Linked DNA regions of Homo sapiens: all the other regions are linked to region 1. A link is a loop called in an ENCODE intact Hi-C map of the cell type or tissue named here. Cell type or tissue: heart right ventricle. All regions are shown on one strand. Links, peaks and the distances in the headings refer to the core of each region. The heading gives the core; the rest is flanking DNA. Region 1 has its middle 11 kb from the start of DAB2IP. Region 2 overlaps DAB2IP (DAB2 interacting protein). Region 3 overlaps DAB2IP (DAB2 interacting protein). Region 4 overlaps TTLL11 (tubulin tyrosine ligase like 11).

What was found. Peaks named below come from ENCODE experiments on the same cell type or tissue, not always from the same donor. Only the 100,000 strongest peaks of a DNase experiment are listed, where the experiment ranks them.
Region 2: a loop joins it to region 1, with 2.5 times the contacts of the local background. A loop is called at or near these places in 4 of 110 quality-filtered maps.
Region 3: it touches region 1 in a loop (2.4-fold over the local background); 42 of 110 quality-filtered maps call a loop at or near these places.
Region 4: it touches region 1 in a loop (2.0-fold over the local background); 12 of 110 quality-filtered maps call a loop at or near these places.

The regions. Positions count from the first base shown.
Region 1 is chr9:121,637,317-121,644,763 of GRCh38, forward strand. It overlaps a transcript of DAB2IP not described here. Among named protein-coding and RNA genes, the nearest start is that of DAB2IP, 11 kb to the right of the region's middle. In heart right ventricle, for the core only: CTCF peaks have their summits at 2,890 (motif pointing right) and 3,093; a DNase peak (open chromatin) is centred at 2,924; H3K27ac peaks cover 2,732 bases.
Region 2 is chr9:121,716,498-121,723,944 of GRCh38, forward strand. All of the region lies in intron 3 of DAB2IP (DAB2 interacting protein), which reads left to right. Among named protein-coding and RNA genes, the nearest start is that of DAB2IP, 69 kb to the left of the region's middle. RefSeq lists enhancers at 1,621-2,218, 3,696-4,223. In heart right ventricle, for the core only: a CTCF peak has its summit at 4,187; DNase peaks (open chromatin) are centred at 1,744 and 5,463; H3K27ac peaks cover 5,000 bases.
Region 3 is chr9:121,692,171-121,699,617 of GRCh38, forward strand. It overlaps DAB2IP (DAB2 interacting protein), which reads left to right. Exons shown (of 16, transcript NM_001395010.1): 3 at 7,155-7,288. Among named protein-coding and RNA genes, the nearest start is that of DAB2IP, 44 kb to the left of the region's middle. RefSeq lists a silencer at 7,297-7,376. In heart right ventricle, for the core only: a CTCF peak has its summit at 3,448 (motif pointing left); no DNase peak of the experiment used is centred there; H3K27ac peaks cover 1,128 bases.
Region 4 is chr9:121,857,980-121,865,426 of GRCh38, forward strand. It overlaps TTLL11 (tubulin tyrosine ligase like 11), which reads right to left. Exons shown (of 9, transcript NM_001139442.2): 8 at 2,358-2,464. Among named protein-coding and RNA genes, the nearest start is that of DAB2IP, 210 kb to the left of the region's middle. In heart right ventricle, for the core only: a CTCF peak has its summit at 3,689 (motif pointing left); DNase peaks (open chromatin) are centred at 2,952, 3,392, 3,682 and 5,242.

The DNA of each region.
Region 1 (7,447 bases), core at 793-5,792:
CTAGCAAGCACCCGTGGAGTGGGCAGGGCTGGGGCAACCTCCCTATATTTCAGAGAAGCCACTTCGTCCGTGAAACGGTTCCGATGGGTTCCTGCCTTGCTCGGGGAATTGGAAAGGTAGATTGAGATCATGGCTGTGGAGCCTTGAAACCACTGAGTCTGGTGGGGGAAGAAGCAGGGTCTCCCCTGCTGTAAAACTGGCCACTAGAGCTCCAGTGGACATTGAGACGTCTCAGCCAATGGTCTCTCTGTTGGAGGAAGGGAGGGGAGAGGGATTGGGACCCTGCCCAGTTAGCCCCTGAGTAGGAGGCTCAGACCTGCTGAAGGTTTGGGTCTGAAATGACCCCTTGGAATTCCGCGTTGCCTGCCCCCGAATTGCAGCCAAGCTTTAGATTTCTCCCGGGAGAGGCCCAGCCAGTCAAATGTATTATTAAATGGCAGAGAGGCCGAGCGCTGCATGTGAAAGATAATGGGGGAATTTATATGATGGGCTATAAATCACAGAATGAGAAGCCCTGCAACCTGTGGGGAGGAAAATTAAGAAGTCCTGAGCAGTGACTTGTTTGGGGTGGGGGCGGAAGGCATTTGGCCCTGTTTTGCTGTGAGCCTGGCAGGTTCATGATGCACGAGGCCCAGGGGTCCGAGGGGCTCTGATGTGCACACTTCCTATGTACTCAATGGTGACACCCCCCTCCCCCCATTGGCAGCTGCTGTGTGACAATGCCAAGCTGGGCACTGGGTTATGACCTCAGGGAGAGCAGTGTGCCAGGAGAGACAGATGTGAGATGAATCATCAAAAAATATGCAGTCGGCCCTCCGAATCTATGGGTTCTGCATCTGTGGATTCAACCAACCAAGGATTGAAGATAGAAAAAAATTGCATCTGTACTGAACATGTACAGACTTTTTCTTGTCATCATTACCTAAACAATACAACTATCTCCATAGCATTTACATTGTATTAGCTATAAGTATTCTAGAGATGATTTAAAGTATACAGGAGGGTATGCATATGCTATATTTTAATGTCAGGGACTTGAGCGTGCTTGGATTTTGGTATCTGATTGGATTTTGGTATCCTGGATCCAATACCCCTGGGATACCGAGAGACGCCTGTATGGCACTGCACAAAGCAGTGGGCTCCCTGGAGGAAAGGCGCAGGGAGCTCAGAGAGAGTGTTGCAGGAGGGCTGTGGAGGAGGCGGTGAATTGAGAGAGGGGAGTGGTGGTTTTTCTGGAAAGGAAGAGTGAATGCGAGTCAGCCAGGTGGCTCAAGAGAGCTGTGGCAGGGAAGGTGAGCCAGAAAGAGTGGCCAAAGGCCAGCAGGGCCAGGGCAGCTAGGGCAGGGGCTGTGTTTCAGATTTCACTCTGGCTGTTTTATGGAGAACCACACTGAGGAGGCAGCGGAGGATTTGGGGGGACAGTTCGGGGGGATGGAGGTCCCCAAAGGTAGAGATGGCGATGCCCTGGTTCTGGGAGATGTCAATGAAGGTGATGAGGTGGACAGCCTCAAGCTGGAATTTGGAGCTCTGAAGAGCCCATTTCACAGAGCAGGCTCCAAGTCTACAAAGCCAGCCCCATGTCCTGTATCCTAGGAGGTGGGAATCATGGGAGCAAAGACACAAAGGAAAGAAGCAGTGAAGGGCTGGGGGCCAGGGTGGTTGGGGAAGGGATAGGAGTAGGGTGTGGTAAGAGGGAAGATAGGAGTAGGGCTGGGGCCATATCCACTGACCACTATCCTAGGCTAGGACTAGAGTCAAGGCTGTGTGGGATTGAATCCTGTCTCTGCCACTAATCAACTCTTGTGCCTGTAAAATGGGAGAGTAACAGGATTCACTGCTTTTGGTCATTAGAAGGACTTGCTGAATTGACACTGCCTGACAAAGGGGAAGCACTGAATTGGGATTAAGTATGCACTGAGTGGCCTTGGGCAACTCTGCCCTCTCTGAGCTTTGCTTTCTTCTAGCAGGTCTCTGCAAACCCTCTAGGCCAAAGTCCTCTAATCTCCCTGTGCTAGCAGTGTGCAGCTCCCGAGGGTGGTCAGAGCACAGCGGCAAGCTGGCTGTATTGCCTCAGATGGGACCGTGTCCCTCTCTGCCCTGTAAGGGGATACCATGCCTATCAGAGCTGTAAGGGGATATTTTAATCAGCCCAGGACCTGCTGAGGTCAGAGGGCATAGGGACCAGAACAAAGAATGCCAGTCACGGCTGCTGCCTGGCCCTAGATGACCTGCTGGGCCCCAGAATCCAGACCACATGGGGAGCCTGCGGAGGGAGGTGGAAGCTGGGGGCCTCACTGTGGGTCAGGCACTGTTCAAACTGGGTGTTCTCCATTTTGGGCCTCAGTTTGCCCATCTGTACCATGAGGTTTATAACCCCTCCCTGCCTGCAGCACATGGGGTGCTGAAAAAAAGGAACAGGCTGCAGTTTGGACAAAGCAGATTCAGGTCTTTATTGGGGGCTGTGGTCTCAAAGCCTGAGAGAGAGCAACAGGTGGGCGAGTGAGGCTCAGTGCGGCCCACGGATGACCTGCTTTGGAATCACCTGTGGGACCACTGCCCGCTGATGAAAAATGCAGACTCCTGGGCTGTTCCCCAGACTGGCTAACTTAGACTCTGCCCGGTGGGCCCAAGTGTCTGCACTTTAACCCACATCCCAGGGGACTGGAATGTCTCGAAGTCCAAGATCTGAAGTTCTGGGCATCCCCTTCCTTGCATCAGGGGAACAGGGGCCCAGAGGGCATGGGGTCGGCTGGCCCAAGTTGCTTAGGAGACTGGAATCCTATGCCATGCCACTCAGGGGTCCTTCCTGTGCATCGCCCCAGGAGCCCTGGGAGTCCTGGGTGATGCCTGGGGCAAGGGGTACTTTATCCTAGGGCTCCATAGCCCAGCAGGGGGCAGCGCAGATCAGCACCTGCTGAGGGCTCCCCGCTGCTGTGTGGGCCTGGGCTGGGTAGTGCGGATCTAGAAAGAGCTCACTGTTCCGGAGAGGTAGGTGTGGGCCTGGGTGGGAAGACGGGCCTGTGTGTGCATGGGAGCCTGTGTCAGGGGGGCGACAATGAGAGAGAGAGCACCAGGAGGACACAAGAAATGCGACATCAGAGAAAGCAGGCCCAGAACATTGTGAAACTTCCTTACAGCTTCCCGGGACAGAGGCTGCAGGGGAAGAGGAGAGGGCATCTGTTGCCCAAGCTGCCTCCCTAGGACTGTCAGTGGGATTGGGGTGACTTCAGGCCTCCCCACCTCCCCCCACACCATGTCCTCTGGGCTTTTAAATGAGGATCAATCAGAGGTCAGCCCCTCCCCAAGTTCAGCATCAGAGTCAGGAGGGACTAGGGGCTGGGCTACAGGCTAAACTCCAGCCCCAACTCTCCAACTGGCCCTTCCTTACTTTGCCTGCTACAGCTTCCTCTGCTGCTGGGAACCTGTGGGCAGGCCTACGGCGTGGGGTGGGGCCAGTCCTGAGCCTCTGGACCTCTGACTTGAGAGTGGGCTGACCACTAGATCTCTTGAGGCCTTCTGCAGTTCCCAGTTGTGGGAAGGCAGCTTCACTTTCATACTTTCTCAGGGCAATGGGGGGCTGGTTTGGTAGTGAGCTCCCTGTCACCAAAGGTATGCTAGACAAGACTAGGTGAATTTTTCTTCCTCTTAAGCCTTTGGTGACAGGCTAAAGGGTGGGTCCTGGGCCATCCCCTCTTTATACCCCATCTGTCTGTTAATCATTAATTGCCAAGAGAGCTCCTCCTGGGATGGGGTGACTCCTTGGCTATGGGGGATGCTGATATCCAGGATGACCTTGAACTTGTTTTTCTTGGCCCCAAACTTTCTGCTACTTCCTGTTTGAGCAGGTGCAGAAATTATAGGGGCCCAACCCTTCCTTGTTTTCCTGGTAGAATTTCCAGACAAAATGCTCTTCCCAGGATGGGGGCAGAGCTGGGATTGTTCTCACTCCCAAGGGGATTTGAGGAATGAGGATGGCAGAAGCTCCATTTAATTCCCACCTACCTGGTCTTAGGATGCTAGCTATGGGCTAGGTGGGATCCTCAGGAAAGGCCAGTAAATGTGAGAACCGTGGCTCTGGCAGTGCTTGCCTCTCCTCTAACACCAGCTATGGCTCCCATTTATGTTCCAGATTGGACACAGAGGCTCTGAGTGTCAATACCCAATGGCCTTGAACACCCACCCAGGCCAACCCCATTTTGTAGGAGGGGAGGCTGGGGCTGTGAGCCAGAGGAGCCTTGTTCAAAGGCACACAGCAAAGTGAAGGCATTTATTCATCCATTCATTCATTCACCGAGTGCAATCTCTGTGCCAGTTCCTTCACGGTCAGGATTTGCACCCTGGCCTGCTGACCATCCTCAGCTGCCACTCAAAAATAAACTTTCCAGCCTGCCATCCATGTGTCACACCAGGCCTCAAGAGGTAGGTCACTTGTTCCTGGTCCCACAGCCAGCCTGCCTGCCTGCCTGCCTGCCTGCCTGCCTACCTTCCTTCTTTCCTTCTTCCTTCCTCTTTCTTTCTTTTCTTTCTTTCTTTTTCTTTCTTTCTTTTCTTTCTTTCTTTCTGTCCATTTCTTTCCCTTTCTTTCTTTCTTTCTTTCTTTCTTTCTTTCTTTCTTTCTTTCTCTCTTTCTTTCCTTTCTTTCTTTCTCTCTCTCTCTTTCTTTCTTTCTTTCTTTCCTTTCTCTCTCTCTCTCTCTCTCTCTCTCTCTCTCTCTCTTTCTTTCTTTCTTTCTTTCTTTCTTTCTTTCTTTCTTTCTTTCTTTCTTTCTCACTTTCTTTTTTTTTGACAGGGTCTTCCTCTGTTGCCCAGGCTGGAGTAGAGTGACACGATCATAGCTCACTGTAGCCTCAACCTCCCTGGCTCAAGCAATCCTCTCACCTCATCCTCCCAAGTAGCTGGGACTACAGGCACACACCACCATGCCTGGCTAATTATTATTATTGAGACTGAGTCTCACTCTGTCGCCCAGGCTGGAGTGCAGTCGTGCAATCTCAGCTCACTGCAACCTCTGCCTCCCGGGCTCAAGCAATTCTCGTGTGTCGGCTTCCAGATGGGATTTCACCATTGCTGGCCAGGCTGGTCTCAAACTCCTGATCTCAGGTGATCCACCCACCTCAGCCTCCCAAAGTGCTGCAATTACAGGCGTGAGCCACCACACCTGGCTTTTTTTTCTTTTTTTTTTTTTTTTTGTAGAGACAGGGTCTCACTGTGTTGCCAGGGCTGGTCTCAAACTCCTGGGCTCAAGTGATCTTCCTCTCTTGGCCTTCCAAAGTGCTGGAACCACAGCTTCTTTTCTATTAAAAAAAAAAAAAAAAAAAAGAACAGGGGCTTTGAGCCCAGCTCCCTTCATGCACCTCGTTCATCACACATTTATTGAGTGCTATTCTATGCACTGGGCATATGGCTGTGAACTGGACTCACAAGGTTCCTGTCCTCATTAAAGTCTGGGGAAACAAATTAATGAACATCTGAATACACAGATTAGATAGTTTCAGGAAGCGCTATGTGGAAGAAAATAAAACAGGGCAATGGGATATCATGGAGAGATTGGGGCAAAGGCACTTGAGATAAGGGGTCCAGGGAAGGTCTCTGAGGGTGTGATATTTGAGCTGAGGCCTGAATGACAGGAAGGAGCTGTCCATCTGAAGATCTGGGGTTTGTGGGAATGAGGCAGCAGGAACTGGAGATGCAAACGCCCTGAGGTGGGACCACGTTTGGCACATTCAGAGATTGAAAAGTTATCAAGCTGAGTCCAGAACTATCTTAGCCAGTGGCTCCTCAAGAAAGCCACTAGAAAGCTCTTTTAAGAATATAGATTCCTTGGCCCTACCCATCAAAATCTGGATTCAGGGATGCTGGGAGTGGGGCCCTGGAATCTGTTTCTGAATGCTCCCAATGTAGTTAATGGCATCCAGTCCAGCCCCACACCTGTAAGCCTGCCATATGGAGCCATCCCCTTCTTTCATTTTTTGCAGAGGGAGGATCAGAGAGGCACCGTGACTTATTCAAGGTTGCACAGCCACACAGTGACAAATCTAAGCCTCAAGCCCAGATCTCCCACCAGAGTTCTGCCCTTACCACTTCTCTTCTTCCCCTCTGGAGAAGCTGCCTGGGCCTCACCCCAACTTGGTTCTATCTCCCTGTCTATTCTCCCTGATCTCACCCCTCACATAGCCTGCTCCCCAGTCCTCACTGTATCCTCTGCTCCAGCCTCACCATCCTACCCACTGTCTCCAGTACATGCTTTGTTCATTTCCACCTCTGGGGCTTTTCTCATGCTGTCTCTCCCTCCAAGAATATACTTTTCTGCTCGCTATGCAGTCAACTCCTACTCAGCCGTCTAGCTCCATGCCAGTGTCTCCTCCTCCAGGCAGTCTTCCAGGACTTCTCTCTTCTCCAAATTCTCTCAGTGCTGACTCCAGGTCAGATAGGCTCAGCCACTTTTTTCGAATGTTGCCATCATCTCTCCCACTGTTGCTAAGAGCCTGCTCTGGGCTGGGAGCTGTACTGATCAGCTCTGGACTGTCCTCTCAACCAATCCACAAATTAGTGAGAAAAGAAATAGCCAAGGCTAGGCATGGTGGCTCAAACCTATAATCCCAGTGCTTTGGGACAATAAGGTGGGAGAATCACTTAAGGCCAGGAGTTCGAGACCAGTCTGAGCATCATGGCAAGACTGTGTCTCTACCAAAAAGTTAAAAAATTAGCCAGGCATGGTGGCACACACGCCTGTAGTCCTAGCTGCTCGGGAGGCTGAGGCAGGAGGGTCACATGAGCCCAGGCATTCGAGGTCGCAGTGAGCTATAATCCCACCACTGCATTTCAGCCTGGGCAACAGAGCGAGACCTTGTCTAAAAAAGAAGAAGAAGAGGAGGAGGAAGAAGAGGAAGAAGAGGAAGAGGAAGGGGAAGGGGAAGAGGAAGGAAACAAGGAAGGAAGGAGAAAGGAGGGAAGGAAGGAAAGAGAAAGAAGGAAAGAAAGAAAAGAAAGGAAAGAAAGGCTGGGCGCAGTGGCTCATGCCTGTAATCCCAGCACTTGGGGAGGCTGAGGCAGGTGGATCACCTGAGGTCAGGCGTTCGAGACCAGCCTGGCCAACATGGCGAAACCCCGTCTCTACTAAAAATACAAAAATTAGCCAGGCGTGGTGACACACGCCTGTAATCCCAGTTACTCAAGAGGCTGAGGCAGGAGAATTGTTTGAACCTGGGAGGCGGAGGTTGCAGTGAGCTGAGATCGAGCCATTGCACTTCAGCCTGGGCTTGCTGAGACTCCATCTCAAAAAAAAATAAAAAATAAAAAAAGAGAGAGAGAGAAAGAGAGAAAAGAAAAGAAAAAGAAAAGAGCCAGGAGGGGAAGCTGCTTGTCAGTTTATACGCAAGGCTTTGATCCACTATGTTATTTGACTCTTCCACAACCTCACAAAATATTCATATACCCCTTTATACCT
Region 2 (7,447 bases), core at 1,265-6,264, 80 kb after region 1:
GCCCAGCTCTTTGTCCTGCTCAGGTTCCATTTCCAAAATAATTCTGCTTAGTTCTTCACATAAACAGCAGGGCCCTTAGAGACTGGCCCTGAGAGTATAGAGGGGATCCATCCCCGTCCCAGCACCCCAGTGTGCTGCCAGGAGACACCAGTGGGCATCCTGGGGTTGGTACCCAGTGTTCTGCTTTCTGCTCTTGCTCCTGCCTCCTTGGAGGCCAGGAGCCACATGCCTGAGGCCCAGGAATGTGATGGGGAAACAAGTTTCCCAGATTGGCCAAAGACCAAGATGGGAGCCATTGCACCAAGGTAGGCGTGGTAATTCAGTGCCACACGTTTCCCATGGTCAACCCTGCAGTCACTCTTCCCGCTAAGTCAAAGTGTCCACTTTGCTGTTGTCAGGTTATTTGGTGAATTTCTGTAGCCTCTAATGATGAGTAGTGAGTGGGAACTCTGTCTCCTTTGCTCCTAGCATCTACCAGGAAGACTGTTTCAGCGAAGGCAAGTCTCATACGGAGCTGGGCCTTGTGCACGCATGTGTCATAGCAAGCACTCATGAAGATGGGCCGGGGTCTCTTGTGAGCCTGGGGCAGCCCCGGGGGAATCTTGCCCTCAGAGAAGCACTTTTCACCATAGATTCACCCCTAGGTGATGCTATGCAGTCCTCATGGTAGGAATTACCAACTTCCACATCGGCTCAGGGGCCAGGATCTTCTAAGTGGTGGGACTTCGGGTCAAGCAGAATTCTGGACTCTGAGTGGCTTCCTAAGAGTTGGCCTGCTGCTTAGCCTGAATCTCAGGGCAGGTACAGACAGGATGGCGGTGCCCACAAGCCCTTTTTATCCAGCTAGCTAAAAGCCACTCATTGTACTAGCAGAAGCACGTTTCTACACATGAGAGGAAACACTGCATCCTTTTCGGTGCAGTTTTACAGAAAACTATTTAACGCGCTTGCTGTAGCTACCCCTGGCATGTGGATCCTGAGAATCCGCCCCTGGGCAGATTCACTCGGGTCACACACTTGTTTATCACACGGTGTGTAATTGACCTTAGTATGTGTGCATATGGACAGCATACCACGTAGCAGTGCCCTGGGCATTCTGACCTGCCCCTCCTGGCGTGTTTACTCCTCTCTACCCATAGTTCTGGCTGCCGTGCCTCACCCTGCCATGTGGCAACCACATGCCGGGCACTGAGAGGAGGCCCGGGTGAGAGTCTGGTCAGGGTCCTGCCTTCCTGGGAGCATTCTCCTTTGAGCACCACCTCCCTCTTCTTTCTCTCTTCCCCTCCCCCTCCAGTCCTGGACTTCCTGCTGTTCCTGGTCCAGGGGGAGGGCAGGTACCACACAGTGATGGGTGTCCTGCAAGCTGAGCCTGGGTTGTTGAAACTCCTGGCCCAGAAGCCTCTAGCCCCCAGCCAAGGTCCCTGTTTGGGCCGCGTTATGACAGTCTTGTTTCCGGCATGTCAGGTGTGACCATGCCTTCTGTCTCGATGGCTTTCCTTGCTGGTGGTCTCCCTGTGGGGCTGCTGTCCTTATGTGTCGAGGTTTCAGAATGGCCAGGCTCTTGGTGGGGAGGCCCTGGATGGACATGCTGGTGGCCCAGGAGAGAGCGACCCATCCTCAGTCCCTCTGCCTGTGAAGGCAGACTCTCCTGCCTGCCCTGGCAACAGCTCTGCGCCAGCCTGTCTGTGTGGCTGCCGGCAGCCGCGGCTCCTGACTGGCTGCCTTCTCCCAGCTCCCTCACGCCCTCCAAGGCTCACTCACTCACTCACTGGCTGCTCGCAGCAGCTCAGGCAGCGTTCAGGCAGATGGTGCAAGGGAGGCGTGGGCGGGGGTCCTCGGACTCTGCTTGCACACCCCCATGTGTGGGTGAGGTCACGCCCAAGGGATGTCATCAACATACGCTGGGATGGGCTTGGTGCCATTCAAGATCTATCTGCAGGGACAACAAAACCCGACTTCGAGGTCTTAACAAGTCCCTCGGGAGTCTCCAGACTCGAGTCCTTACACTGCATCACCCACTCCCCTGAGCCACCAGGCCCTGGTCTCCTCTCTTGACCCACAGGACACTGCAGGCAAATGCTGGGTTGAAATTCCAGCTCTGCCGCTTGTCAGCTGTGACTTTAGAGAACTTAGCTAACTCTGCAAAATGGGGGATAGTATCAGTTCATGGCATTGTCAAGAGGAATGAATGGGATTTGCAGCTAAATGCTTAGCAGCACCTGGCGAAGAGCAAGCGCAGGAGATGAGTTAACCGGGATTGTGTCATGGAGTTCCCCGGCTCGTGTTGTGTCCTCTCTCTGGAATGCTGCCTTCTCTTTCCCCTGTGATTCCTACTTTGATCATACCTGTCTTTCAGATCCTAGCTCCTTCTGCTTAAAGCTGGCTCTGCTCCCCCTCCCCCAGTCCTAGGCGGACTTCAAGGCCTTCACTTTGCTCCTCATTTTTTGTGCCTGATTTCTGTGCTTCACTTTTGGGTCCACTCCACCTGGTAGCAAGGGGGTGCTTCATGAGGGCACTGGATGGGATCTCTTGACATATACATGTCCTGCCCTCACTGGTAGAACAAAGCAAGAATCTAGCTCCTTCATAGCTCCTCAGAACCTCCGGGCAAACCTGGCTATGGTCCCCTTACTCCCTGCAAAGTGGAGCACATGACCAAGCCCATTCGCAAGGCCTTAGGATGAGAAGTCATAGTGATCCCTTTACAGATGGGCAGCTGAGGCCAGGAATGAGGAGGGGATGTACCCAAGGACACGTAAGAAGTTGGAGACCCTGGCCTGCTGCTTCTGTGCCTCTCTGCTGGGGGTTGGGGAAGGAGTCGGGCCATCTCTCAAGGAATCCGGGAGGACTTCACAGAAGAAGTGACAGGAGTTAAGGCTTGAAAGAGGATGGGTTCATCACATAACCAAGGCAGGGAAGGGCATTTAGGCAGAGGGAACCCCATGAGCCTAGTGCTCAGAGGATGAAAACCTTACTCTCTTCCTGGGACAGTCATTGAGACTGCAGTGAGAGGTGGGAAAGGGCCTGGAGCATCGGGAGAGTGAGAAATCATTGGGAAGGGCAGGAGCCAGCATTAAGGAGAGGCAGAGATAGAGAAGGTGAGCTGGTTAGAGGCTTGGCCCAGACCCGTGTATGTGCCAGATTAGACTGGGGGAGGGAGGGCCCAAGGATAAGCATCCCTTTGTGCCAGGTGCTTCATCTCTTAGTGCTTACAGTGACCTGAGAGGTGTGCTTGTTTTAGAGATGGGGAAACCAGATGCAGAGAGGTTTGGTGGCTTGACCAAGGTCTCATGGGCTAGTAAGAGGCAGAGCCAAAATGTGAACCACCAGCAACATGACTCTCAAGTCCTCTGGTGGCCACCACCTGTTTGGGATGGGGTGGCAGCTCCTCTCAGGGCAGGGGCCCTGTAGTCTACTCCCCAAGCAGGTGTGGGGGCCACTAAGAGAGTGTATGGCCCACAAGGTTCATTGTTAGGTCCTAGGCATGTGTCCAGGTGCACATAGACACCTTCAGTGAACCAGATTGTTCACCAAGCCTGGCAACTCTCTTCAACTAGGCCCTATTGGAAAATGGGTAGGATGCCAGGCAGCCTACAGCTGGGCAGCTCCAACTCTGGCCTCTGTTGCCCAGCAGCCAAAAGGTGGGGCTCTTGTAAGACCTGAGCCCCTCACCCCGTGTCTGGGTCCTGTAGCATTTCGGTCCTTACTTCCTTGCAGTTCTCAGGGTGTGGCAGTTGTCTGTGTGCCTCATTGAGTGGCAGATCTCCTGTGGACCGGGCCCAGGCCTCCTCTCTGGGCCTCTGGCACCTAGCATACAGCCTGGCCCAGCACAGGTGCCCAGTAAATGTTTGTACCATGAACGATACATTGAGCACCTACTGCGTGCCGGGTGCTGTGCCAGGCCCTGGAATAATTAACTTCGGCATGGCACTTTATGATTCACAGAGCTCCTCCCAGTCCCCTTAGGAGTCTGATTGTCTCAGATCAGGTATTTATTTCCCTGTTTTCCAAACAAGGAAACTGAAGCTTAGGAAGAGGAGGGCTGTAGCCTCAGGTCACATCTGTCAGCCAGGGAGGGGCAGAACCAGCCCCAGCCACTGCCCACTCCCTGCTCCCTGGGCAGTGAGCACACCCTGGAGGCTGACAGCTGTTTCTTTCCAACCCCTGCAAGCAAGAGATAGAGCACCCTGGCTGGCAGGGAAGCCAGGCCAACAGAGAATCCGTATCCCAGGAAGCAGGGCTCCTGGGGGCTGCAGTAGGCACCTGGCTCATCCTCAGGGCTCCACCCAGCAGGAGCAGGGGCCTCCTCTTCCACTACCAAGGACCTGGTTGCTGGGGACAATTGTCTGTGTCTGGGGTAAGTCAGAGGCAGGAGAACAAAGAGAACCCTTCCTGCCAATGCCACTCTGACCTTGAAAACCCTGTGGGGTTTCATTTACTCGAAAGAAAAAGGGAAGAGTTGGTTACCAGCTTCAAAGAGGGGCAGACCTCCTGCAGGCGAGCATTGAGGAAACCTTGGCTTTGTGAGTTATTGCTGCCAAATTTCTCCTTTTCAGTTTAACAGAAGTCCTGGGGATCACTGTCCATGGGCTGGGGAGGAATCCGGCCACCTTTTTTAGAAGGCAGGAAGGTGCCAGGATCACTGCTCTTACTTTGGTTGGGCTCTAGGTGGCACAGCTTCTGATGTAAAGATCAAATAACAATAGGGAGATCTGGATGCAGCCTGAAGGCTCACCCCAGTGTCTTGCTGCAGGTGTGCCCAGCTGTGGGACCAGGACCCCAGGAAGGAAGGGCATTGTTCTGTCCCTGCTGTGGGAGTCTCTCAGGGAAGCAGCATAGCACTCAGGAAATCCTGGGCACCGTGAAGGGCTGTGTATTTATTCCTTATTCCACAAACAATAAGCAAGTCCCTGCTGTGTGCCAGGCACTGAGTGGGATCCTGGGAGAAGGATTGATGTGTTGTGGGTCCTGCCATGTCCTGCCTGTTGTGACAGTCCACCACTGTAGTGGCATCTGTGTCCATCTGGAGAGTACATGTTCTGCTAAGGGGGGCAGCAGCCCCTGCACCATGGCACTGGGCATTTGGTGGCAGGCCTTTGGATTTATAAGAGAAGCCAAAAATCTAGAGGTTTTTTTGTGACATTTTAAAATTTCACATCTTTAAATGTTGGCATTTGATTCAAAACTTAAAAATGTCAACACTGTGTGGGCTAAACAAAACATGAATGTTGACCAAATACAGCTCATACTCTTTAGTTAAAGACCTTTATCTTAAAGGTTGGATAAAACCCAGATGGGCAGAGGGCAATAGGCAAGGTCTTCCTGGGGAGGGGGCACCTGGACAGAGGGGTGGTGGTGGGAATCTGCCTGAGCATTTTCAGGGCAGCTGGGAACTGGGAAGTGAGGGGCGGAACTGATGGGGCCCCGCCCAGTCATGGAATCCTTGCATGCCCTGGACGTGCAGATGTGCTGCAGGCCTGACCCAGGCTGCCCTGAGAGCCTCCAGCTGTGTCCATCCCTCCAGTCAGCAGCGTTTACCCAACACCGTCACATAAATGAGGCTTTGGCCAGGCAGGAGCTCAAGGAAGAAGGGTCATGAGTATTTAAGAGAAACCTCCAGGACACACGATCCTCATCTCCAGGAAAGCTATGGAATGGGGGCTGTCGATCTCTCCGTTGTCCATGCATGCATGTGACCTCCCCTGCCATTTGCATTTGCTCTCCTGCAGCTCCTTCAGGTTCTGGGCTGGGCCAGGAGGGCTTTCGCAAGAACACCTAAAAACCCTTGGAAAGGGGCTCTTCCCTTCTCCTCTTCCTGTTCCTCCCCTGCAGGAGTCCTGCATTGTTCAGAGGGTTTGAACGGCTCTGGCCAAAGCCTGTTTGGGTGTCTTCCTGTTCGGGGCCTGCAGTTATGACTCCTCCCTTTTTCTCAGTTTCTCCCCGTCTGCCACTCCCCCCATGATCCATATTTGAGTTTCTTCTAAATGATCACCTGCAGAAATGGTCCTTCAGATTGTCCCAGAGATTTGCCCAGGAAACTTTCATTGAGCCCCTGCTGTATGCAGGGCCTTGGGCCAGAGAGGGGACTGAAACCCAGGGCTCCCACTGACTGGTAGAGTAGACAGCCACACAGACAGCCAGTGGGTTTGAAGAAGAAACTCAAGTGTGGATCATAGGGGGAGTGACAGACAGGGGGAAGAAACAGAAAAAGGGAAGTTATGACTGCAGGCCTACCTGGGAGGCTGAGGCAGGAGTATCCTTTGAGCCCAGGAGTTTGAGTCTAGCCTGGGCAATATAATGAGACTATGTTTCAAAACAAGATAAGTTAAAAAAATTGCAAGTATAGAGTACCAAATTCCAGGCACTATAAAGCAAAAAGTAACAAAACTTCTATGCCACTCCCACCATAGAATCTCTTACTCCACCAAAAGCCACGGTGGACTGTTGGTCGGGGACTTTTTCTGCAGACTTTTTTCTGTGGCCAATGAAATGATCTTATCCACGTCCCTGTGCCTGGAACAGGCCACCCAGCATGCTCCTGCTTCCTTGGCCTGCAGAAGGACTGAGGGAGCCTAGCTGCCATGGCCCAGAGCCCTCTCTCCCAGCACCCACAGCCTTTAGTCCCATAGCTATGGTGCTGGGTGGCCCTCCATGGACGGAGTCTGTGGCTCTGGAAGGAAGAGGGCATGGTCTTTTCCCAGCAGTGCCACACAGACTCAGGCCGTGGGCTGCCTCAGCCAGCAGAGAGGGAGGCAACAAGCAGGCTGGCTGGCTGAGGACTTCGAGAGCACACAGGGCTCCCCCAAGGGATCCTCGGGATTGAGTTATTTCTGTTTTTGCTCACCTGTGCCTGGCCCTGGGGACAGAGACAGGAATCAGCTGCAGTCCCTGCCTCCCTGGAGGAGCTCCCAGTCAGGTGGGAGAGGTGCCTGCCACCCCTGATGAAACTGTCTCTACCTCAGGTTCTCCCTGCTGCTCAGAACAAGGGACAGCCAGGAACCAGGTCCAGGGAGGAGTGTGGTCTGGGCTCAGGGGAGCCCTGGAGGAAGTGGATTGTAAGCTAAGATTGGGAGGAACTCTCCCCACCCTGGTTTCACCTGATGGGTCTTGCAGCACCTCCTGCTCAGTAAGCAAAGAACTGGATGGGAAAGAACTGACATCTGTGCAATGCAGACACTTGGAGCTGTTGTTTCATTTAGAGTACAGTGTTTTCCCCTAGAGGCCCTGTGTGGATGAAGACACAGAGCTGGTTGAGGATTGGGCCCAGGGGGTAGGGCGGAGAGGAGGGTGCATGGTGAAGATTTGTCTACTTAGGCTGGTGAGCCCACTCGGGGTGGAGCACTGGCTTAAGGCACCTTGGCCCTGCCCACTGCTGCTGGGGGACCTTGATCAAGGTACTTCATCATCAGTCAAATGGGGCAGAGAGCCCTGCCCACCTCCCAGGGCT
Region 3 (7,447 bases), core at 761-5,760, 55 kb after region 1:
CACAATTCTGCTGGTGCCTGATGATAGCTGAGTACATGTGTATATTTATTGGCTTATTTCAGTGTATTTGTATGTTAGCTTGTATGTTTCATGGCTGTGTATGTGTGTATTCGTGTGTGTGCTGATCAATGTGTATGTGTTTGTGTGTGTCTGTATGTGTGGTGGCACTGGGGTACTTGTATGCTTACACATACATTTCTTTGTGGGATGCCTTTCCTGTGTGCATTTGTATGCATGCCTGTCCTTGAACTTGTGTATGTTTCTGGCCCTGTATATTTCTCTATGAGAACATGTTTAAGTGTGTCTTTCCAGGCAGTATTTTAACTCAACAGTGACCCTAGAGTGTCAGGGTCCAGCCTCTTCCTGGGGCTTCCCTGAAGGCTCTCAAGGCCTATGAATTGGTTTTCTTTGTTTGACTTAAGTAGTCTGGCTACCTTCTCCAGGCGGAATATGTGGCGATCTCACTGGTATGAGATTGTAGAGGATTCTGTGGGCATAGGGTGGCCTGTGAGTAGGTGGCCACCAGGAAGTCACCAACTTAATCCCAGCTTAAGGTGCCTCCCCTCTTTCGCCTGTCACAGTGTCTGACATTCCATTAGTGAGTCATTCTCCAGCTGGGACTCTCTTTGATGGTGCATACCCTTGAGGGGAGGAGGCCAGAGAAGCCCGGCAGCCTGCTGAGGGTAGAGACCGGGGAACAGGGAAGGGGAGGGCAGGAGGAATGACGCATCTGAAGGATTTGGGCAAAGCCAGAGAATTCCCTGATGCCATTAGTGCCTAGCTTGGGGCGGCCCAGGCACCCTGGCCCTGGCAGCTGCTCTGACTTTATAGAATCATCAAATATCAGCGCTGGAAAGGAGCTTGGTGATCACCCAGTCTAGCCCCTAGTGTTGTAGATGGGAAGACTGTGGCCCAGAAAGAGGAAGTGTGGGCAGACTGGGAGGTTCTTGAAGCGTGGATGCTGAAGATGCAAAGAGCACTGGGCAAGGAGCAGGGGACCCAGGTTCTAATGGCTCCGCCTGGTGACGCTGGGCAGGTCCCACTGCCCTCTGGGCCTCAGATGTCTCCTCAGTGTCACTGGCCTGGCTGCCCTCTGTGGGCCCTCCTGACTCTCACTCTGTGACTCTGGAAGCAGGACCCCCACCACCCCCAGCCCTTTTCTAGTGCCCCCACCAGCCTGCCGCGGTGTCAGGTCGGCCTGCCAGCTCATGCACCCAGCATCTCTCCCCTCCTGGAGCCGAGAGAGGTGGCAGGATCTGGATGGGATCTTCTCCTCCCTTTCCTGTTTATTTAGATGTGCTTTTGGCATTCGGGCAAAGCCCCAGAAAGATATTGAGAGACATGCCTGTCAAAACAGTCTCCCTTCTCCAAGGCTCTCTCTTTGGGGATGGGCCTTAGAAACTGCCATGGGAGGAGCCGGGCCTTGGCGGAGGGAGGGCCCACAGGGTTCTGCCTCCATCCTGAGTACTGTCTTGGGGTTCCCCAGTGGGCAGCTGAGAGCTTAACGGGTGACAAAGTTCTGCCAGGCCCACATGCCCATCTGCAGCAGCCCAGGTCAGTCTGTTGAAAGGGGAGAGGGTGATGAAGACAGGCCTGGAGGAAGAATGCAAGGACAAATAGATGCTGGGCTTGGGGGAAGGAACCCGCCCTTGATTGAGCACCTACTATGTGCTAGGCATGTTGCTCAGTGCTTCGTATTCAGTTGAGAAGCAGTGCCTTTGAGACCATTGGTGACGTGGGGCTCCCGGGTGTCCAGGTGGCGGTGCTGAAATGCAGATCCCTGGTTCCCTAGGGGCTGCCTCCTCGGCTGGGAGTGTGGCACAGACAAGGACAGCACTGGGCAAGGTTCCCCTCCCTGGGGGTGGGAAGCCTCCAGGTCTTCACTGGGAGCCCCTGTGGGACAGCTCTGCACTCAGGGAGTGAGCGGGCCTCCCTTTCTTCCCTCCCGCCTTGGCTTTGGTCCTTGAGGCCTAGTACAGTGCCTGGGGCTGAGTGTGGGGAGGATGATCAGAGCTGTCCATCTGTTTCCCTATATGGGGGAGTCCCCACGCTGCCCATCCCAGGGGCCAGAACTCTCTTGGTTACAGTCCCAGCTCTGCCACTTTCAGCAGGTGACTTAACTTCTCTGAGCCTGCATTCCCCCACCCGGAAATCCAAAACATCCTGAATTCTGAAGCTCTTATCCTCCCAAGGATTCCTGATAACAGGCATTGGGCGCTCCTAGGCATCCTCTCCTAGGGTGGGAGTGATTCGTCAGAACAGAAGCTTGATTGCTGGTAATATATCATCATCATCATGTGGAATTCATTGAAATGAGTGAATGAAGAAATCACGTGTCTTGAATTCTGAAAGGCCTTTGAGACAGTCGTTCAGGACCTTCTGGAGAAGCAGCAGGGTTGTGGGCCAGATGTCAGGATGGTGGTGTAGCTCTACTCCTGGGGTAGTAGAGCTGCTTAAGAACTTGGGTCCTTCCAGCCAAAGACCCCCCAGGCCTCTGACCCCCACTCAAACTGCCCTGTGCTTTGCTCAGTGATATGATGGAAGCCTAGGGCCTAGGGGATCAGCTGGCATAGGAAGGGTGTCCAGATGGGCAATGGGCCATCCACAGAGAGGGGCGGGGGCTACACAGCTATCCACGCCCAGCCGTCAGGGAATGAGCTGGGGGGGTGGCACCAGGCAGCAGCCTTGTGCAGCAGCCTTGTGCAAAAGCCCTGGGGCCTTGGTTGACCTCAGCGTCGTGGCACAGCTGCCTGACAAGTAGATGGGGACATGGGCTGCTTTAATAGAGGCAGAGTGCCCCATCTGGGGAGGGAGCCGCGGGTCCCTGCAGACTGTGTAGGCTGCTTGCTGAGCTTTAGACATCAGTCCTTGCTCCAGTGAATGAAAGCTGAGGCCTCCACCTGAGCAGCCCTGCCTGCCCCGTGCACTTTGGGCATCGGGAGTCTCAGTGAGGTTGCTTTAGGAAAAAAAAAAAGTGCTTGTTTAAGAGAGTTCAAAACTACCAAACTGGATGACATTCTGCGGCTCCAGAATCATTTTGCAAGCATGTTCATTCATGTCCCTGTCCCCCTGCCGGGCGGCCCACAGCCTCCTTGGAGAGCCCAGACTGACTCCCACCCTTGGTTGTCATTTATCCATTTGGGCAAAAAGAGGTGGTGGTGCTCAGCCAACATCAGTATTGGTTGCAATAAACCTACTACTCTGTGTAGTTGCTTAATAGTTACTGTCTTTCTGGCGACATTGTACCTCATTTCATCCTTCCCAGGTCCCATAAAGTAGGTATCATCATCAGTTTATTTTACACATAGGGACACTGAGGTTCAGAGAGGTCCAGTAATCGGCCCACAGCTTGTCTGAATGAAGATTTGAGGCCAAGCGATGTGAGGGGGCTAGAGCTGCCCAGTGGGAATGGTCAGCAAGCGTGGGCTCCTGTGGTCCAGCGCCATCTGCAGGAGAAGTGGGATACAGCCAGGCCTTAGTGGGTGTGGCTAGGGGGTCATAGTCTGTCCCTAGGCAAGGGAGTGATTATGGGGACCACCTATAATCTTTGCAGATGAGCTAGGCCCGACACATGTCACTACAAACGGAGTGTTTTTAACAGTCCTGTACATGTATATGGGAATTGCACATGGCTTTTGTTGAGCACTTACTGTCGGCTACACTCTGAGCCTAGAGCTTTATCAGTTTTTCGTTTTTGTTTTTGTTTTTTGTTTTTTTGAGATGGAATCTTGTTTTGTTGCCCAGGCCGAAGTGCAGTGGCCAAACTTGGCTCACTGCAGCCTCCACCTCCTGGGTTCATGCAATTCTCCTGCCTCAGCCTCCCGAGTAGCTGGGATTACAGGCTCGTGCCACCACGCCCGGCTAATTTTTGTATTTTTAGTAGAGACGGGGTTTTGCCATCTTGGCCAGGCTGGTCTTGAACTCCTGACCTCAGGTGATCCACCCGCCTCAGCCTCCCAAAGTGCTGGGATTACAGGCGTGAGCCACCATGCCTGGCAACTTTATCCACTTTTATCTGCCAATTTAATCCTCACTGCAGCCCCCCACCCACTTCAGAGAGAGGCAAGGGGCCTTAGCTGTCTTCTCTTGCAGTGAGGGGTCTGTGGAGCTGGGTTTGACTTGGTTCTTAGCCACTGGGCTGTCAGTGGGCTCCACTGCGGTCCCGGAAAGTGGGTATCAAGAACCCTGTTTGACTGAATGATTTGCCCACTGCCCCTCAATTAAAGGTTGTCTTGGGTCTAGAATAAGAGTTTCTGACTTGAAGACCAGTCAGCCCCTCTTCCCAAGTTAGGGGCTGTAGCTGCCTCCAGAAATCAAGTCCCAGGAGCTGCCTCTGAAGGGACAGCAGAAAAGGTTTGCCTCCCTTCATCTGGCGAAGAGGGAGAGGACGCCCTTGGCCCTCCACCCCCATGAAGGAGAGCAACAAGCTGTGTGGCTGGGCAGAGCAGAGCAGAGGACTGGAGTCCACGGTCCTTGATTAACCTTGCTTTGTGATCTTGGGGAAGGGCCTTCCCTACTCTGGTCCCCAGTCACCCTGTAATACAGCCTTTGCATCTGAGTCCCCTTCTGGCAGTGGCTTTCCAAGATGATGAGTATTTGTTAAGTCTGTCATATGCAGGGTCCTGAGCTGAGTTCTCTGGGGGACACAGGTCTCTAGGTGGATGTGTGATGTGATCGGTGGGTGGGTCAACGGGAACACTCTCTGTTCCCTGGAAGAATCTCTTTTCCCATGATCTGAGCTCCCTGACCTCTTGAATATCCATATACTGCTCACTCCATAATGTTCATGGCTATCTTGGCCACTGTGTCTAGCACATAATGGCTCTCATTAAGGTGAAAGAGTGAATATGACAGGGTATTAGGAGTCCCCAAGGTCATTGTCAGTTTGGGTGGGGGAGTTACCATTCTGAGTAGGCTTTAAGGAGGAGGCTGCTTGTCAGAGGAACATTAAGTAGAGTCACAGGGGGTGGAGTGGGGAAGAGGAAGTGGCACATGTGCATCAAACCTCCTAGACGGGAGAAAACTTTTTTGTTTAAACTCAGAAATAGGATAAAGCCATCAATATTGCTCCAGAATGAGCTACATAAATTGTGAAACATGCTTCTTTGTTCTTCATACCTCAAGATTGCAAAAATTGTGAAATTTTCATCAGTGTAGAAAATAAAAACCAAGAAAAGGTACAAGCCCATTGGGATAACTTGCTTGACCACAACCCCTGGGAGAAGAGAACCCATCCAAATTAGCCAGGTGCAGCCCCCTCTCCTATAGCTGGCAAGAGGCAGAGTTTGGGAGAGCTCAGAGCTCACGCAGAGGTGCAGGCCTCTGCCTCCATGCCATGTGTCCTGGAGAGCCTAGTGCTCTCCTGACCTGCCACCGTTTGGGGTCCCTCTGCATTAAGCATTGCCTTGTCTATGGGTCATGCCTCTGGAGAAGGGTCCCTCCTGCAGCCCCTAATACCTAAGAGATATTTGTGGCGGCTGATTAGAATACCCTGATGGATAATTCCAGGCTGCAGAGGTGAGAGGCATTTGGACTCCACTGCCTGGGATGGCCTTCTGGTGAGGTATCATTTCAGCTGGGCCTTGAAGGACACGCAGAATCCCAACAGGTGGCCACAGGGGTATGTCTCCTGTGGATATGAATGGCTGAGGAAGGAGGAAAAGGCAGAAGGAGAAAGATAGGAAAAGGGAAATCTTGAAAGCTCTTGAATTAGCCAGGCCCGGAAGCTGGGTGTCCTTGGGTAAGTCACTTTACCTGTCTGAGCAAGCTTCTTCATTTGCAGCAAATGTTTTTCTGTCATTTTCTGTCTGTGCGGGTGACATGAGATGACTTGTACAGCCCATGTTTGACCTTGTCATGTTGAAGATGGACAGATACAGCCCAGGGCCTGTGCCAAACATCCACTGCTCCTCTTGAACACAGAGAGGGCTGCCAAACTGACCCTTTATTTTGTGATGGATGGAATGTGGTATTTGGATTATGTACATTAACCTCAAATTAAATTAATATCCCACTTGCCACCTGGAATTGAGACTGGGGTGGGTGAGCCCCCAGAACACCCCCCTCTTTAGAGGACTCCCCCTCCTCCAGTTTTCCTCTCCCTCAAGCTGCCTGTAGTTTCCAAGCCCGGCAGGACACAGGCTGTGTCCCCTGGGGCCCCCACATCTATCCCGTCACCTGTAAAGGGAAGATTGGTTTGACCTGTGTGTATTGAACGCCTGTCTCCTCTGTCTCTGCCATTAGACCAGGAGCTCTTGGGATGGGGGAGGTGGGGGATTAAGCTCTGTTTTCAGTCAGTGCAACCTGTTAGGTGGATAAATGGCGTGAATAAGGTTCCCCAAATCTTGAAGCTTTTAATGGGGATACTCAGCAAACCCTTCAGCCCCTCGGGCCCCTCCCTGAGCTGAGCACTAGGGATCCCGTCCCGCAAGGTGGTTGTCCTTGCTGGGGTACATACAACGGTTCCGGGGAGGGGCCCCACCCTGACATCAAGCTACTGCCGCTCTGGGAAGGAAAGTCGCCCGGAATCGGGGTCTAAGTGGCCAGGGCACTGCCAGGCGCAGGCCAGCCGGCGCCTCAGCCGACCACGCGCCCGCTCTCATCGGTACCACCGAGGGCTGGAGAGCAGCGACCTCGCAGCGGAGGAAGGCGCTTTGTCAATCCCCGACGGGGTGGGGGGGCGTGGATTCCTCCAGGTGGGTGTGGGGGGTGTGACCTCGCACGGGGAGGACAAGCTCGGAGGCGGCAGGGAGGTGAGCGGGGCGGCCGGCCCTGGCGGTCCCCGGGGGTCTCCGCCCCTCCGCAGCCCCGCCCCCTCGTCCCGGTACTCCCCCTCGCCCCGGCGCCCGGGGGGCTCGGGCAGCCTCGGCCGCGGTCGGCGCGGCTCGGCTCGGCGTCGCCAAGGCAACAGCGGCTTAGGGGGCGGGGGCGACGTGGCGGGCGGGGTGGGCTGGGCCGCGCTGCGCGGGCCGGGCCGTCGGCGCTCGGTCGGCGGGCGGGCGGCGCGGGCCGCGAGCTGCTGGGGCCGAGCCCGAGCCCGGCCCGCCCTCGGCCGCGCGGCCGCCCAGCAAGGGTGCGGGTCCCGCGCGGGTCCCGGCCCGCCGCCGCCGCGCTAACCCCGCCTCCCCTTCCCCCTCTTGTCCCCCCGTGCGCAGGGCTTCCTCAGCCGCCGCCTCAAGGGCTCCATCAAGCGCACCAAGAGCCAGCCCAAGCTGGACCGCAACCACAGCTTCCGCCACATCCTGCCGGGGTTCCGGAGCGCCGCCGCCGCCGCCGCGGACAATGAGAGGTGAGCCCGCCGCCGCCGCCCGGTCCCCCGCGCCGCCGCCCCGGGCTGCGCCCCTGAGGACGCGGGGACAAAGCGCGAGCCCGGCCCGGGGCGAGCCACACGGCGGTGGGGGGACCCCACGCCGCCCGCCGGGAACTTATGGGGCCACCTCGGCCGGAC
Region 4 (7,447 bases), core at 1,589-6,588, 220 kb after region 1:
GATGACTCCCCACATTCAGCTCACAGAGCAAACACTTCTTTGCTTTCTGAAGGTGTCAGCAGAAAGTGCCGCTGCTCGATTGTCACATGAGCACTCTCAGTCCTCGAAATGATAATTAATCTGCCTACTTCTCCTGAAGACGCTCCATCTCACGCCTCTCCTGGTTGCCAGGGAGGGCTGTAAGGGAGCTGCCAACTGCAGAGATGCGATAGAGGCACTCATCTTGTTGATTCAATGACTGCTGCTATTTCCTGGGTTTTGCTTTTGACTTAAAGAAAGGGGAGCTGCAGGGAGCTCGGTGGTCATCTCACTCTAGGACCAGTGAGTAGGAGAAGGCAACCTGGAACGGGCTCGGGTGGATTGGTGTTTGAACCTTATCCACCAGCCATGCCTCTCTAGGCCTCAGTTTCCTCCTCTGCACAATGGAGATAATCATATCTACCTCTAGGAGAATTCTAGCCGGTGCTGCACATGTAAAGTGCCTGCAGAGTGCTTGGCATATAAGAATTGGCCAAGAACTGGCAGCCAGGAGCATCACTACTAAACACAAAGCCAAACAGCAAATGATGTCTGAGCGCCAGTGCCCTGCAGGAAGGACCGGCTGCATCTCTGTAGTTGGGAAGTTTCTGGCCCACATGGGTGTAGGGCAGGATTGGCTAGGGGTGCAACAGCTGCCAGGCAGACTGCCCCCAGGATTCTCCCCAAGGGGTGTCCACTAATAAGATAAACTGCCTCGCACCATCAGCGAGGACTCCAAAGACCTCAGAGCCACCCTGGAGAGCAGGGATTGTTGGCGCCATTTTACAGATGAGGAACTGGAGATAAGGAGGTGGAATGACTTTTCAAGCTGACATGGGCAGGAAATGGCATAATCAATTCTAATCTGGATCTCCCAACCTGACTTCATGTCCTCTCCACAGACTCACAGGAGCAAGCTGCCCCACTCCTCACGACCCGGTGCCTCCCTTCTGTGCGTCCCTTTTGGAGGGAGGCAGCCAGAAGAGGGCGTGGCGTGGGTGCCAGGGTGCTGCGGGCTCACAGTTCCTGTGTGATCTGTGTCACCTGAGCTGCAGTTTACTCGTCTGTGAAATGAGACTCATAATGCCTACTGCACTGGTTTACCGGGACATTTAATGAGGAAATATGCATGAAAGGACCTTGAAGTTTTGTGATGAGCTGTACAAATATCAGTTATGGTTATTATAATTTTTTTAGAAAAACACCCTCTGGGCTGGGCGCAGTGGCTCACGCCTGTAATCTCAGCACTTTGGGAAGTCAAGACAGGCGGATCACTTGAGCTCAGGAGTTCAAGACCAGCCTGGCCAACATGATGAAACCCTGTCTCTACTGAAAAAAAAAAAAAAATACAAAATTAGCCGGGCATGGTGGCTTGCACCTGTAATCCCAGATACTTGGGAGGCTGAGGCAGGATAACTGCTTGAACCTGGGAGGCAGAGGTTGCAGTGAGCTGAGATCGTGCCACTGCAACCACTCCAGCCTGGGCAACAGAGTGAGACTCCGTCTCAAAGACAAACAAAAAACAAAAGAGAGAGAGAGAAACACCCTCTGTGAGAAAAAAGATAGGAAACTCATCCACCTAAAGGTGGGTTCTTCTCACAGAACCCTTCACCACAGAACCTAGAGGATCAAGATCAAATTTTCTTGTGTGGCATTCAAGGCTTTGACAGCTCCCATAACCCCATCTCTACCCCTTCTCACATCCCTTTTTGCTCCAGCCCATCTGGGCTACTTGGTATGGTCTAAGCTCAACAGCCTCACCTGTGTCCAGGCCACGGCCAGGCAATAGCCCTGCCAGAGTGTCTGTCCCAGCCCTGTTCACCAGCTGATCCCGTACACCCTTCTCCTGAAGTCTTCCTTGGCCCTCCCTGGATGAGGAGCTCCTCCGCTGAGTTCCCGGATAGCTTCTCTGAGCTTCTCTCCCTCCGAGCCAGGCATCCTACTACCTAGCATCATTTTCTCATCTGCCTCCCAATGCTACAGTGAATTCTTTCAGGACGAGAACCAAGCACTATACCCTCCAGCCCACCCAAGGCTGGGCCCAGCATCTGCTCAGGAAATGTGTGTGAGGGGTGAACAAATGAATGAATAACTGAGTGTTCCCAGTATGGATGGAATCTGAGCCTTAAGCAAAGGCAAGGAATGCTAACGGTGGTATGAGAATTCGGTAGCAGACAGTGCTCCAGCATTTAAATTCAGCTCAATCCCTGGGATTATGTCTAGATCTGATGGCATCATCTTCTTCCCCCATCTGAACCCTTGACAAGAAGGAACAGAAAATATACCACCCATGCCTGTCAGGACCCCCACAGGCCATGGCAGAGGCATTTGTCAAATACCTGAGTCCCGCTGGTCCAGGGTCATGGAGTTCCACCTCCGTGTGATGTCAATGTAGAGGATGTCCACGGCAGCCATGGACAGGCTGCTGCTGCTGAGTTTGCAGCTCCTGCCAACAATGGGAAGTGACATGTCACTGCCAGCCTGAAACCTGTCCTGTCTATCTCTCCTCCACTCCTGTTAGGGACTGAATGTTTGTCCTCCCCAAATCCATAGGTTGAAATCCTATCCCTCCAATGTGATGGTGTTAGGAGGTGGGGCCTCTGACAGGTGATTAGGTCGTGAGGGTGGAGCCCTTGGGAATGGGAATAGTGCTCTTCTAGGAAGAGACACTAGAGAGCCTGCCTCCTCTCTACTCTCCACCATGTGAACATAGAAGAAGGCAGCCGTCTGCAAACCAGGAATTGGGTCCTCACCAGACATCAGATCTACCAGCACCTTGATCTTGGTCTTCCCAGCCTCCAGAACCATGAGAAGTAAATGTTTGTTGTTTAAGCCACTGAGGCTGTGGCATTTTTGTTCTAGCAGCCTGAACCGACTGACATTGTTTTTGTTTGGATTGTGTTCTGGGTCTGGAATGTCCTCCCTTACCACAGCTGGAACTACCGCAGGGTGACTGGCATGGAGCCATGGTAGAGAAGGCAGTGATGTAAGTGAGGTTAGATCCTCAGGTTCCTGTAAGTTCAGCCATTTGGTTAGTTATGGGTCTAACAGGCTGGAAAGAGCAAGAACTTTAGAAAAGCAAGGCAAGTGTTTTTTTTTTTTTTTTTGGATACAGAGTCTTGCTCTGTCATCCAGGCTGGAGTGCAGTATTGTAATCTCGGCTCACTGCAACCTCTGCCTCCTGGGTTCAAGCAGTTCTCCCTACGTCTGTCCCCTGAGTAGCTGGGATTACAGGTACCCAGCTAATTTTTATATTTTTAGTAGAGACGGAGTTTCACCATGTTGGCCAGGCTGGTCTTGAACTCCTGATCTCAGGTGATCCGCCCGCCTCGGCCTCCCCAAGTGCTGGGATTACAGGCGTGAGCCACTGTGCCTGGCCAGGAGAGCAAGTCTTGAGTTGTAGCCTGGCTCTGCCACTTGGAAGCTGCATGGCCCTGGTTAAAACATTTCACCTTTCTGAGTCTCGGTGTCCTCATCTATAAAACAGGTGGTCTTTATTATAGTCATTGTGTGTCAGCCTGACCTTGCACAGCAATGTGGGTCCCTGCTTGCTCTAAAAGAGAACAAACTCCACATGTCAAGAAATACCACCAGCAACGTGTCCTCATCTTCCTATCTCTTAGTCTCCAGAAGGAGGAGGGGAAGCTAGGCCCTCGGCACTGCCCTCTCCTGGAGTGTCCAGGCAGCTGACGGTGTCATGCTCAGATGACCCAAGGATGACAGCATGTCAACAGTACAGGCTGAAGCCATCACTACTGTCCAGAAGCAATTTCCCACTGGAAATGCTCACCAGATGAGTCCCTGAGGACAAATCTATGGACAAGGGCTCAAGGCTTCTGTACTTTACCCATCTCAATCTGTCACCTGAAGATTCTACATAAGCCCTGAATCAGCCACACTAAGCCCCAGATTTATAAAGCAGAACAGCACAGGCTGGGTCCTTGCTGCTCTGTGTGGGCTGACACAGAATTGCTGGGGAGGTTCCTTGTTCCTGACTTTAGGGGAGTCACCTGGAATTGACAGGAGGATTGTGGGGGACGGGCCTCTGAGCTTTGGATGCTCCACTTGTTTAGGTGCAGGGAGGCCACAGTAACCAGGTTTTCAGTCTGATGTCAGCATTGGTGCTCCCTGTCCATGCCACAGCAGGGGTGTTTAGAATCCTCCTACCCCTCCCCAGCTTTTTTTTTTTTTGGTCTGGAAATGTGGAGGGGAGGGCAGTCTGGTATGCCAAAAAGAGCATGATTTAGGCATCAGACAGATTAGGATTTAAATCCTGACTGGAATCTTTTCTAGCTGTGTGACTGTGGGGAATTTACTTAAACCTTCTGTGCTTTTATTTCTTGGGCTCTAAAATGAAGATGATAATACCTGCCCACATGGTTGTGAGTACATGCCAAGAACCCAGCATGGTGCCTGTCACCTGGTAGGCCCACAGCAATTGTGAGTTCCCTTCCCCAACTCTCTCCCCCTTTTCCCTTTTCTTCCTCTAGATCTAGAGCCATCTCACCCCAGAGGCTGCCTGGAGCCCAACCTTTCAGTGAGTGACCCTGCCCGTTCTGGAGAAATGGAGTACACCAGTTGGAATATCTGTGTACAGGGCTTGGGCTCTCTCTTCAGACTGGAAGCAGCCCTTGGCTTGTCCAGGTGCACCCCTGTCCTGGACAGGATCGTGCTGGGAGGCCTGTCCCAAGGCAGGCTAGATTTGTCCAGGGAATCCTGAAAGCTAGGCCTCTGGGCCAGCTGTCAGGTTGGCTGAACTACATTCAATGCCGCTTTCAACTTTTCAAACGAATCCACATCCACTGCCTCAGCTAATGGTGAAGTGGCTCTTTGATTTCCCATTTGCCATTATCCCTTGTGTGAATAGCTCTGTTAGGGACCGGACAGGGGAGGGGTTGATTGGCAAGCAGGGTTTGGGCATCAGAGGCCCCTCTCCAAACCCAAGCGCACCCCTAATGACAGTGGCTGGGCATGTGCCCCGCATGGTGCCCAGACGAGCCTGGTGCTCCTTGTATGCCAGCACACTTTCTTGCCCCCTTCCTCCCTCCTCCCTTTCTTTCTTCCCGCCTGTATTTCCCAGGCCATCAATGCACATCCTGCTTCCTCCTGGGCTCCTGCTCCGTATTTCAATCACGAGTCGCGGTGGCAGACTTCAAAGCACATCAGCACACGGTTATTGAGCCCCAGTAACCACATGTCAATGGACGCGGAGGTTTTCACGTCACTTGTCACCAAGACGGCTATCTACTGGGTTCTGTGGGGGAGGATGGTCCAGTCTCTCCCAGGGTATTCGAACAGCCTGCATTGCTAATTTACAAAGCTTCATTAGGAACAGCCACAGTGTCCTTTAATTATCATATCAGTGTCCTCTGGGCTACCTGCTCTTCCACAAGTCAGGAGCGCTGCCTAGCTTGCTCTGTGGGTTAATAGAGTATTAAAAGGGAAACCAAACTGACCACTGGTATATAGTCATTTTTTTTCTGACAGGTAGAAAATAGAAGTGTCAAACCTTTAGCAGGAGCCGTAATTTACCAAAGAAATTCTCCGTTTATTCCCTTTCCAAGGTAACTCTTCCTCCCTAGTGATGCCTGCAAATATAGTTGATTGCAGCATCTGCTACTGGGACAGAGGAGGGATCCATGCTGGCTGCGGTAGGCAGGAAATGCAAATGCCTTAAAAGAATCTTGATTCTGTAGGCATTTCTTGGGCACTATCTGTATGCTAGGGCTTTTCTTGCTCATCAGCTCTCTGGATTTTAACCATTCCTTGAGGGTGGTATTCCTGATCCCATTTCAATGAAGCGTATGCTGAGGCTCAAGAGATGGGACGTGACTTGCCCAACGTCACACAGCCGGAATTCACATCTAGTCCATCCTTGGAAGATAGAGTAGTGGGCTTGGGAGCTGTGGGGAGATGGCCCAGTCCAGGGCTGCAGGAGGGATTCAGGAATCAAGAAACCAGGTCTCAGGCCAGGGACCAGAAGGGTTGGAGCCTCTAAAGCACTCCTGTGGCAAGCTTTGGGATATGGGGCTGGGGCTAAGCAACCAGGGTGCTTGGATTTGCCCTGTGGTTACCAAACATTCTCAATAAACTCAAACAGGAAATGAATGACTCCAACAGTCAAGATATCAAGACTTTGGAATGAATTTTTCATCCATCTATCCACTGAATGAGAATTTATTTGTGTCCTCTCTGTGTAGGCAGTATTCTGGGCTTGGACAGCAATGAATTGCTGAATGGGCCTTGGATACCGTTCTCAGAGACTATACGTGATCTTAGAGTCTGGGGTAAAAATGTGGCTCTTAATCATTGAGAACAGTTTTCCCTTATGCCTGGGGATGCAGCTCTTCAAATGACTAATGAGTGGAAGGATAAATTCTTCAGTGGAAGAAAAGTCCAGGAAATAGAGTACCATGAGAAGCCAGAAAAGTTTCTAGGAAAGGATAGGTTAGAAATGTACATGGAAAAGATGAGCTTTGGAGTCAAATGCACATGAGTTTGAACCTTGGTTTTGCTGCGTAACCTTGTGCAGGTCATGGAAGCTCTCTGCGTCTACATTAGGAAATTTCGATTTGCACAGTAAGAAAAAGGCTGCTCACCGTACAAGGATCTTTTAAGGACTAGCTCAGTGCCTGGCACACATGGGGAAGTGGCAAATGGCAGTTCCCATCCTTCCTCTCTGATGTAGAACCAGTTTGAAGAAATAGTCTGTTTTTGTTTTTGTTTTTGTTTTCCAGAATCAAAGGAATTTGGGCACATAGGATGGGAGAGAATCACAAATCATTTAAGTTCATTAGGAGTCCAAGTATAGAAATATTTGAAATGATCATTCTCATTTCCTCTTAACAACTACTGACATCTCATGGGAAATTTAGGAACCAACTTTTTCCACTCCATAAAATCCTATTTATAGAATTTCTTTTGTGTTCATCCTTCTCTGTGCAGAAAAGAAGCTTTTTTTTTCTTCTGGAGAGGATTCTATAATGTGAAAGCTAACAAATGATCAATATTTATTTTTTAAAAACCACACTACCTAAACATCTAAGGGGGCAAGAAGACAACTCCAGTTTAAAATGTATGACTTCGAAAGGCCATTGACATCCAAGGCATGCAATATTGCTGGAAAGGGATTGTCACAGAAGCAGGGGAGATTATCAAAGTCACTGAGGAGTTAATGACAGAGGGGGAAGCAAGGCCCCTTACGCTCCTATTCTAGAACATTCTAACACACCACGTTGCCTCTCAGAGAATAAAGCCCCCCGCAGCTACCCATTACGAAGCATGTTAATACCTCCTTATGATAAAAGGGAGTGGAAGGGGAAAGGGGAAAGGAAGAAAAACCTTCCCCTCATTCAAAAGGAGGCCCAGGATCAGAAGCCACCCAGTGGGAGAACCTCACATGAAGCAAATGCTCACGATACAGAGAAGA